Regions from separate parts of the Homo sapiens genome. Here region 1 is linked to region 2. The links are chromatin contacts, found by Hi-C or POLR2A ChIA-PET in ENCODE. All regions are on one chromosome and are shown on one strand. Each heading gives the region's core, a stretch centred on a gene start or an enhancer-like site at or near the end of the contact. The rest is flanking DNA. Distances are from core to core; before and after follow the strand shown. Region 1 overlaps L3MBTL4 (L3MBTL histone methyl-lysine binding protein 4). Region 2 holds the start of L3MBTL4-AS1 (L3MBTL4 antisense RNA 1).

Region 1 (4,715 bases), core at 819-3,318, 60 kb after region 2:
GAGCTGTGCCCGGTGTCCTCTGGCTTTGTGACAATGCCCGAGCACCACCTACCATAGACAACGTGATGTTCAGTGATTTTAATTAGAGAAGCTTCTAAATAGTGTTTTAGATTTAAAAAACAACATAGATAACTACATATAAATGATTTGTATTTCTGTATAAAAATTGAAAATAGTGTACTAATTTTTCAATTTAATCCTCTAAATGAGTTTAATTTCCCTTCATAGTAGAATTATCTGTCTGCATGTTGCCAAATACTAAGGAGATAAATTAGATTGATACTTAGAAAGCATCTGAATACTTCAAATTGAAGGAGTCTATAAATAACTAAAATAATTCACTGTCTGTCTATGTCAAGGTGCTATTTGGTAATTCTTTCAAAAACATTTTAATGATCATCTATTAACCACCAATATAGTCACAGGTACCTTGAGGAATATGAAGCTGATTAATCACACACCCGCTAAAGGGAGATAAGTATAGCAGCCACATGTCCTGGATAACCCAAGGTACGTCTGTCTTCTGCCACTCATCCTGGCATAAGGATTAACAGCACTGCTTTCACTCCCCCAAAATATCCCAGTTTAAACAATAAATCATATTGGTACCATATAGGTAAGAAATATACATAAATGAATAAGAAATGTAATACATGCCATTAAAAAATTACAGAGTGGCCTGGGTGTTCACAGGAGGGACACTATGTCTAACGACATGCACAGTGAAAGAACATTTCTGCTGGTTCTAGGACACTGCACAGATCTTAAATGAATTTATCACCAAAATATCGAATACAAATTTCTGATCACTGAACTGATTTCCCACTATTTCAAAGATACTGCCAGCCTAGAATTTATTCATCCAGTTGATACTCGATGTTAATAATTCATAATGTTTGAATAAATTAATAAATGATTACAAATGAATGCATTTTGATAACTTATGCATGAATAATTGATCCTTCTTAATTGTATTAATAGTAGCTAACATTACTTGAGTCCTCATGTACCAGGCATAGCTATCAGTCCTCTACGTATACACTTTCAATTAATACTTATGACAGCCCGACAATATGTGTACCACTGTCACCCTCATTTCACAGAAGAGGAAACACCAAGGGGTTAAGTAACTTGTCCAAGGTTATGCAACAGGCAAGTAACCAGACAGTACAATTCTGGGGTCCCTCTTTGAACACCATACTATGCTGTAGCTTTTTTAACTATATTGCAAGTTTAGTTATCTGAAACTTAACCACTCAGTACGCTAGCCAAATCCTTGCCACACACAATGATTTAAGTCAGAAACTGACACCAAACGTCCTGTGGGAACCACTCGCCCTCATGTGGAGCCTGTCTGCATAGTGGCTTCATATTGTCACTTTCCTTATGTCATGGCAGCCACCTACTCTCATTTTTTAAAAAATTTTGCCTTTATTACCTATTTTGGAATCTTAAAATATTAATAGTTAATTATGTATTAATTCTGCACCCATAAGTCTTGCATAATACTTTATGAGAATAGCACAGGAAGTCCCAAGATTCAGGGTCCAAAGGGTATCAACAGAGGTTGTCTGCAGCTCAGAACTTTCTAAACAGTTACGTCACTCTCACGGAGTCCATGCCACTCCCCTGCCACCCCCATCGGAGCTAGTGCTGGTGCCTACTGCTGGGAGACATAAGGAAACAGTTACGTCACTCTCACGGAGTCCATGCCACTCCCCTGCCACCCCCATCGGAGCTAGTGCCGGTGCCTACTGCTGGGAGACATAAGGACAGGTCACATCACTGGACCCCTTGCAGATAATCTTCACCAACAGCCTGAAATGTGGCAGCCCTATGGGGTGGCTACACCCAGAGGAATAGCAGTGTTCACAGTGGTCTGGCTCTCAGGGACACCAACTCCTAGGGGAAGGGGAAGTGCACCACATCAAGGGAACACCCCATAGGACAAAAGAGTCTGGATACCAGGCCTTGAGTCCCAGAACATTCTGCTCACGGGAAGTTTCTTTCAGCAGAGGCATTAGTGCAATGCTGGTGCTCGTGAAGGGTCTTGGAGAAGGGGACTTCTTTTCTCTCTTATCCATTACTGCAAACACAGCTGGGGCTTCTCCCACAAGAGCTTGATATGGGTGTATCTATAGACAGCCTTTCTGGAACACTTTAGGGTGACAGCATCCTCACATTAGGAGTGCCCTCCAGATTCAGGCTTACACAAGAGGTGGTCACAACTCCTCTCTACTTGGAACATCAACATTCCTAGACATGAAAACAGGTGCCTGTCTGATAGGAATAGCTGGAACATTGGGTCAGGAGTGCATCTGGGAGTTGGATCACTTTCCTGCTGGCCTGGCAGAAGAACTAAGGTGGCTCCCACCCTTCCCCCTGATGAGACCTCAGTGTTTTTCACTGAAAGCTCCCCCAGCCACCTCTGTCAGGGCTGGGACATCTGCCCACTATTGGGTACTGCATTTAGCCACCTGCTTTAGCCACAACCAGTTTCTACCCAGGGATACTTCCCATACTGGCCTGAAGCTTTAACTATTCAACCCAGTAAATAAATAAAATACTGGTACAAAATAAATAAATAAATAAATAAATAAATGCACACTGTGGGGAAACAAGATAAGCTTCAAGAGATCTCTGCCATTCCAACCCCATAGGAGATGCTGAACTTGTTCACACACTGAGCACATTGTTACTACAAGAGGCGTCTGGGAAAGCCACAATACAAAGATTCACTATAACCAAGGAACCCATACAAATTACTCAGTACTAAAAGCACTAAGAGCCAAATTAGGCTATAATAAACTATAAACATGTAAGTCACATCCTTCTGAAATACCAGATAAAAAATTCAAAAGGTTGATTACTAAGCTACTCAAGCAGATACCAGAGAAAGGTGAAAACTAACATAAAGAAATGAAAAAAAAATTCAAGATATAAATGAAAAATGTTATAAAGAGATACATATTTTAAAGAAAAACCAATCAGAACATCTGGAAATGAAAGACACACTTAGGGAGTTTAAAAATGCATGGGAAACTTTAACAACAGACCTGATCAAGTAGAAGAAAAAATTTCAGAGCTCGAAGATAAGGCTTTTGTTCACCCAATCAAACAAAAATTTAAAAAATAAATAAGAAGGAATGAACAAACTCTCCAGGGAACTTGGGATTATGTAAAAGGTCCAATCCTAAAAATAACTGGTGTTCCTGAGGGAGAAGAGAAAACAAAATGTTTAGAAAAATTACTTGATGGAATAATAGAGGAATACATCCCTGGTCTTGCTAGAGATTTAGATGTCCAAACACAAGAAGCTCAAAAATTCCTGGGAGACTCACTGCAAAAAGGACATCACCAAGGTATATAGTCATCAAGCTATCTAAAGTCAACATGAAGGAAAGAATTCTAAGAGCAGTGAGACAAAATGCAATAGGTAACATATAAAGAAAAATCTATCAAACTAACAGCAGTCTTCTTAGCAGAAATCTTAAAAGCCAGAAGGAATTGGGATTTTATTTTTAGCCTCTTTAAACAGAATAACTGAGAGCCAAGAATTCTGTATCCAGCAAAACTAAATTTCAAAATGAAGGAGAAATAAAGTCATTTTCAGACAAACAAATGCCGAGGGAATTTGTCAGTACCCCAGACCAGCCCTACGAGAAAGGTTAAAAGGAGTTATAAATCTTCAAACAGAAGCTCAGTATGCACTAGAATAGAATCTCTTGAAAGCATAAAACTCACAGGGCCTATAAAACAATAACACAATAAGAAAACAAACCATCTAGGTAACAATTAACATGATGACTGGAACAGTACCTCACATCTCAATATTAATGTTGAAAGTAAATGGTGTAAATGCTCCACTTAAAAGATACAGATTGGCAGAATGGATAGAAAAATCATAAACCAAATATCTGTATTTTAGAAACCCACTTAATATGTAAAGATTCATATAAATTCAAGGTAAAGTGGTGAAAAAAGATATTCCACACAAATGGAAACCAAAAGCTAGCAGGAGTTACTATCCTTATATCAGATAAAACAGACTTTCAAACAACAATAGTAAAAAAAAAAAAAAAAAAAAAAAAAAAAAAAGACAAAGAAGGTCATTATATAATAATAAAAGGATCAATCCAACAAGAGGATATTACAATCCTAAATTTACATGCCCCTAACTCTGGAGCTCCCAGATTCATAAAACAATTACTATTAGACCTAAAAAATGAGATAGAACAGCAACACAATAATACTGGGGGACTTCAACACCGCACTGACAGCACTAGACAGCTCATCGAGACAGAAGGTCAACAAGGAAGCAATGAAATTAAACTACATGATAGAACAAATGAAGCTAACATATATTTATAGAACACTCTACCGAAGAACTGCAGAATATACATTCTTCTCATCAGCATATGGAGCATTCTCCAAGATAGACCATATAACAGGCCACAAAACAAGTCTTGATACATTTTAACATATCAAAATCATATTAAGTATCTTCCAAGACCACAGTAGAATAAAACTGGAAATTAACTCAACAAAGAACCTCAAAGCTATATAAATACATGGAAAGTAAACAATCTGCCCATGAATTATTTTGGGGTTAACAACGAAACCAAGATGGAAATTTAAAAATTCTTTGACATGAGTGACAACAGTGACACAAATTATTAAGACCTCTGGGATATAGCAAAAGCAATGCTAAGAGT
Region 2 (5,043 bases), core at 106-2,605:
AACCCTGGTACTTTCAATCACCATTTCAGAGACACAGATTCTAAATGTAGGAAAAGCATCTGAACCACATCAGGATGTATCTTCAATTCTGCCCCAGAACTTAGACCTTTAGAAACTACGGGAAATGAGCATGAATGGGAATTCTTTCTGCCCTTCAGAGCCCCAGCAATTAATCATCTTAAATGACTTCATGTCACAAGGCCACACTCTATTTTTAAAATACAGTTCCTTCTTTCGTCTCGATATGCCTTGTGATTTAAACTCCAACCAAACATCTCAATATAATGCACACAGTATTCTTTCAAAAAATGCTTTTTTTCCCCCTGGGAGTACTGTTAAATACCAGTGAAGTTACCTTAAAACTGAAGGCAACAAAATACATATAAAAGGCAAAAAAAAAAAAAAAAGAATAGGTAGACAAGCAAACAGTTTAGGCAATTGAAAAGAGGACACAGACTCAGGCTATAATTTGGTTCCAAGCATATCAGAATGCATAAAGTATTTCACTGCATTTTATAAAAGTACTAAAAAGCCAGACATGGTCATCATTTGGCTTATGATTAATATTTAAAGTACTAAGAAGCATCTATATTAAAACAGTGATAGTATTCTCAGTGACTGTCAAGTAATTTGGAACCATGTTCACAGCACAAACACTTGGTATCTGACTAAACTCTTCTGGCTGGAAAGCTTCTGGGTATCTCAAAGTTTCACAAGGAGTTTTAACAAATAGGAATTTCCACAGAACAATCTTCCTGCACCTGCAGGGCTAAATACAAATTCAGACTATCAAAAACAAAATGCACCTATCAAAAACAAAATGCACATGTGCACGTCTTTCAGATTCTATTTAATGTATAGGCATAGATAGAAAAATTCCATTTTTAAAATATAATTCAGGCATAGGTGAAGAACTTAAATTTGGGGTAGGGTGAATTCCCTTTACTCAGATTTCAAGTAAGGAAGACAAAGAGAGAATAGGAATGTGTTCAAATAAGGCTGTCTTGTTTCTAGGACAATTAGGAGGTTAAACCAGGAAGGTGCCTCTGTTCCTCCAACAACCCCCAGCCCCTCCCAAAAATAAATGCAACCTTATCATCCTGCAGAAGGCTGGAATTTCCTTTTCAGGACATAAAGTCTTTCTTTCTGAAATCATACTAGATTATAATAATAGCTATGAAGAGGGGAAGGAGGTAGAGCAGGACAAGAAAGTGGGGGGAGGTGGGAACGCCACGATTGTGCCTTGTTTAGAGAGAAAGGGGATGAAATGAGGAACCACTTCTGTTTTCATCGTGAATAAAGTTGGTGAGTCATCAGGCAGGAGAGAGGAGGCTGGGAACAACGTGACCCACTAAGGATTCTGCTCCAAGGACAGTGGGTTTCCCGCTGGGCACCCACTCTTAAGTGCAGATCGGGAGACTAAGACAGGAACACCCGCCGTGGGCAGGCCAGGCTGGAAGGATAGAGGACTGTGGTCGAACCAAGGCAAGTTGTGGCAAGGACAAGGTCTGCCGAGGCCAGGCTGGGCTAGTGTTCTGAATAAACAGGGGGTCGGTGGTCAGAGCACACAGGGCTACCAAGAGGGGCTGAGAAAAGGCAGTGGGAAAAGCAAGGGACGAGAGAAAGAGTGATTTTGAGAACCGCTTGTATTTAAGCAAGTCATCTATATGCCAGGCACTGTAGTACGCTGGACACTTGATATACACGATGTGGAATTCTTCAGGAAAATCCCTGAGAAGTAGGTGATATTATCTGCTGTTTTCAGTTAAATCAACTAAGAGTCAGGGAGGTGCCTCCACACAGTGAGGGGAAGCAGTGGAGGGCTTACTGAGGCAGCGCAGGTAAAAGCACAGCAAACAATACGAACCTCTCCCGGGAACCAGAGGGCAGAGAGGAACTAAAACAAGAAGAAAGAAACCCAAGTCAGGCTTCCAGGAGATCACAATTTCACCGAGAGACAAAATACACCCACACGTAACCACACAGAATGGCACAGGTTAAGGCAGTTAAGGAGCTGGATGAACTGACCCAAAGGTCAGGTTGCGGAGGCTGGAGGTGGGAAAGAAGGTTGGAAAAATCCAGAAAGAGAAAATGCAGTCTAAAATTTCAAGAAGCCAGTCTGGACTAAGGAGATGAGTTAGGGAGGAAAATGCAGAACCAAGGGACATTATTTTTTCATAAAGATGGAACAGACTTAAGCATATTTGCATTCTAAAAGGAAATGTTCTTTTCTTTTTTCTTTTTCTTTTTCTTTTTCTTTTTTTTTTTTTTTTTTTAAATGGAGTTTCGCTCTTGTTGCCCAGGCTGGAGTGCAATGGCGCAATCTTGGCTCACCGCAACCTCCGCTTCCCGGGTTCAAGCGATTCTCCTGCCTCAGCCTCCGGAGCAGCTGGGATTACAGGCATGCACCACTACACCCAGCTAATTTTGTATTTTTAGTAGAGACGGGGTTTCTCCATGTTGGTCAGGCTGGTCTCTAACTCCCAACCTCAGGTGATCCACCCACCTCGGCCTCCCAAAGTGCTGGGATTAGAGGCATGAGCCACATCGCCGGGCTCTAAAAGGAAATGTTCAAAAGAGAAGAAACGTCAGCTTACAGGCAGGCCCTGAGATAACTGATGGAGTAAGATCTCTAGAAAGGCAGGAATGGAAAGGATGCAGAGCACAGGTGCAGGAGGCTGGAGAGAAGGGACACTTCTTCCAGGACCACAGGGGAAAGAGGCAGGAAGAGGTGTGCTGAGTGATGGTCTGCAGGGGGCAGTGGAAGGTCTCACCACATGCAGTAAGGGACTGAAAGCTTCAGGTGGGAGGAAAGATGCCTGCCAGCATAGACCTGCTTTCCTAGGGAGCAGGGAGAGCCCAGACTAACAACACAGAAGGACGGCCAGACAATGCCTGCACGCTGAGGCTGTGCATCTGCAGGGCCACAGCTATCTGCAAGGCCTCATGGTTCCTACTCAGCAGTGCTTGGCACCTGGGGTAGAGAAGGTAGGCAGTGAATACGCATTAGTCAGGAGCTGGGATTGCGGTGGGCATGGATGGGGAGAGGATAGCAGGGAGGCAACGGACTGAAGATCCTGGCAAGAGAATGGCTGACATGAGGGAACTGGGCTGAGCTGGCCAGGGAAAATGTGAAGCCAGGAGGGAGACAACAAAGGAACTACAAGTCTTAAAAGAAAAAGTGGTGCTGTAAGAATAAGGGACAGAAAAGTCTGGAAAGACAGTGGACAAAATCAGATGGTGAGATTAAAGTTTACCATTGCAGAGGAGGTTCAACTGTGACTTATGCCAGTGTGGTCACGAAGGCAGATGGGTTGAACTGAAAAGGGGGCACCGGTTCCTGGCATGGAGGCACCCAAGGTCTTAGGAGGTGGATGGACTGTCACATGGGCAAAGAAATGTCCCAGGGTGAGAACGGGACTGGGTGGGAGAGGGTGGAGGAGGGGAGAGAGCAGAGGGAGGTGAACAGTGTGAGCAGACACACATGCACACACACCCTATTGAGGCAGCAAGAGTGGAAATAGCAGTGTTACGACTGCATAAATCACCAAGAAGGGAGGGTTGGGCATGCAAGTAGAAATAGGGTAAGAAAGGAGTGGTTGGGAGCTGGAGTAGGCTAGGCCTGCCTGCACCCAGAGGGAGAAGTGGACGTGGCACAGGGGCACCCAGGAGGCAGAGTGCCCGGGGGGAAGCAGGTGTGCACCTGGCCACAGGGAGGAGGGAATGACGTGTTGAGCTCTTGGGAAAATTGCATAATTTGTTTTACCACAGGCAGGACTGCAAAGGCCACAGAAGAATAATTTGGGAGAGAGACAACCCATGAGAAGTCACTCAGACCAGGGTCAGAAACAGAACAGGAACAACAATGGAAAGAGGATGACACCATTGATGGGCACCTAGGTCAATTCAATGTCTTTGCTATAGTGAATAGTGCTGCAATGAACATGCAACTCCATGTGCCTTTCTTTCTCTGCAGCCTTGCAAGTATCTGTTGTTTTTTGACTTTATAATAATAAGCATTCTGGCTTGTGTGAGATGGTATCTCGTTGTGGTTTTAATTTGCATTTCTCTGATGATTAGTGATGTTGAGCATTTTTTTATGTTTGTTGGCCACTTGTATGTCTTCTTTTGAGAAGTGTCTGTTCATGTCTTTTGCCCATTTTTTATTTTTTACTTTTTCTTCTTTTTTCTTCTCCTTTCTCCTTCTCCATCTCCTTCATTCTTCTTTTGCCCATTTTTAATGGGTTAATTGGTTTTTGCTTATTGAATCTAGTTCCTTATAGATTCTGGATATATTAGATCTTTGTCATCTGCATAGTTTGTGAATATTTTCTCCCATTCTGTAGGTTGTCTCTTTACTCTGTTGATGGTTTCTTTTGCTGTGCAGAAGCCCTTTAGTTTAATTAGGTCTCAGTTGTCAAATTTTGTTTTTGCTGTAATTGCTTTTGAGGATTTAGTCATAAATTCTTTCTCAAGACCAATGCTGAGAATGGTGTCTCCTAGGTTTTCTTTTAGAACTCTTATAGTTTGAGGTCTTACATTTAAATTATTAATTCATCTTGATTTAGTTTTTGTATATGGTGAAAGGTAGGGGGTCTAGTTTTAATCTTCTGTATATGGCTAGCCAGCTATCCCAGCACCATTTATTGAATAGGGAGTCCTTTCCCCATTGCTTTTTTTCTGTCAGCTTTGTCAAAGATAAGATGGCTGTACATGTGCAGCTTTATTTCTGGGCTCTTTATTCTGTTCCATTGTTCTATGTATGTGTTTTTGTACCAGTACCATGCTGTTTGGTTTCTGTAGCCTTGCAGTATAGTCTGAAGTCAGGTAATACGATGCTTTGTTATTTTTGCTTAGGATTGCTTTCACTATTTGGGCTCTTTTTTAGTTCCTTGTGAATTTTAGAGTAAGTTTTTTTGGTTCTGTGAAAAATGACATTGGTAGTTTGATAGGAATAATGTTTAATCTATAGATTGCTTTGGGGAGTATGGCCACCTTAATGATATTGATTCTTCCCACCCATGAGCATGGAATGTTTTTCCA

What was found. Hi-C counts contacts between places; a loop is a spot of excess contacts on that map. ChIA-PET counts read pairs that join two places held with the same protein, here RNA polymerase II (POLR2A).
Region 1: a map with no recorded cell type shows a loop between it and region 2 (1.9-fold over the local background). The contact joins the enhancer-like site here to the promoter of L3MBTL4-AS1 in region 2. A Hi-C loop is called at or near these places in 1 of 168 maps with a recorded cell type or tissue (heart right ventricle) and 1 of 37 single-sample maps with no recorded cell type. POLR2A ChIA-PET finds 5 or more read pairs at or near these places in 1 of 52 experiments (GM12878).

The regions. Positions count from the first base shown.
Region 1 is chr18:6,314,428-6,319,142 of GRCh38, forward strand. The region is part of intron 1 of L3MBTL4 (L3MBTL histone methyl-lysine binding protein 4); the gene reads right to left. Among named protein-coding and RNA genes, the nearest start is that of MIR4317, 58 kb to the right of the region's middle. Within about 2 kb of position 2,069, at least 2 of the 41 ENCODE cell types and tissues checked have a DNase peak (open chromatin) inside an H3K27ac peak, as active enhancers do.
Region 2 is chr18:6,255,389-6,260,431 of GRCh38, forward strand. L3MBTL4-AS1 (L3MBTL4 antisense RNA 1) reads left to right here and starts at 1,356. Exons shown (of 3, transcript NR_110765.1): 1 at 1,356-1,485; 2 at 3,266-3,408; 3 at 3,772-5,043. The region is part of intron 5 of L3MBTL4 (L3MBTL histone methyl-lysine binding protein 4); the gene reads right to left.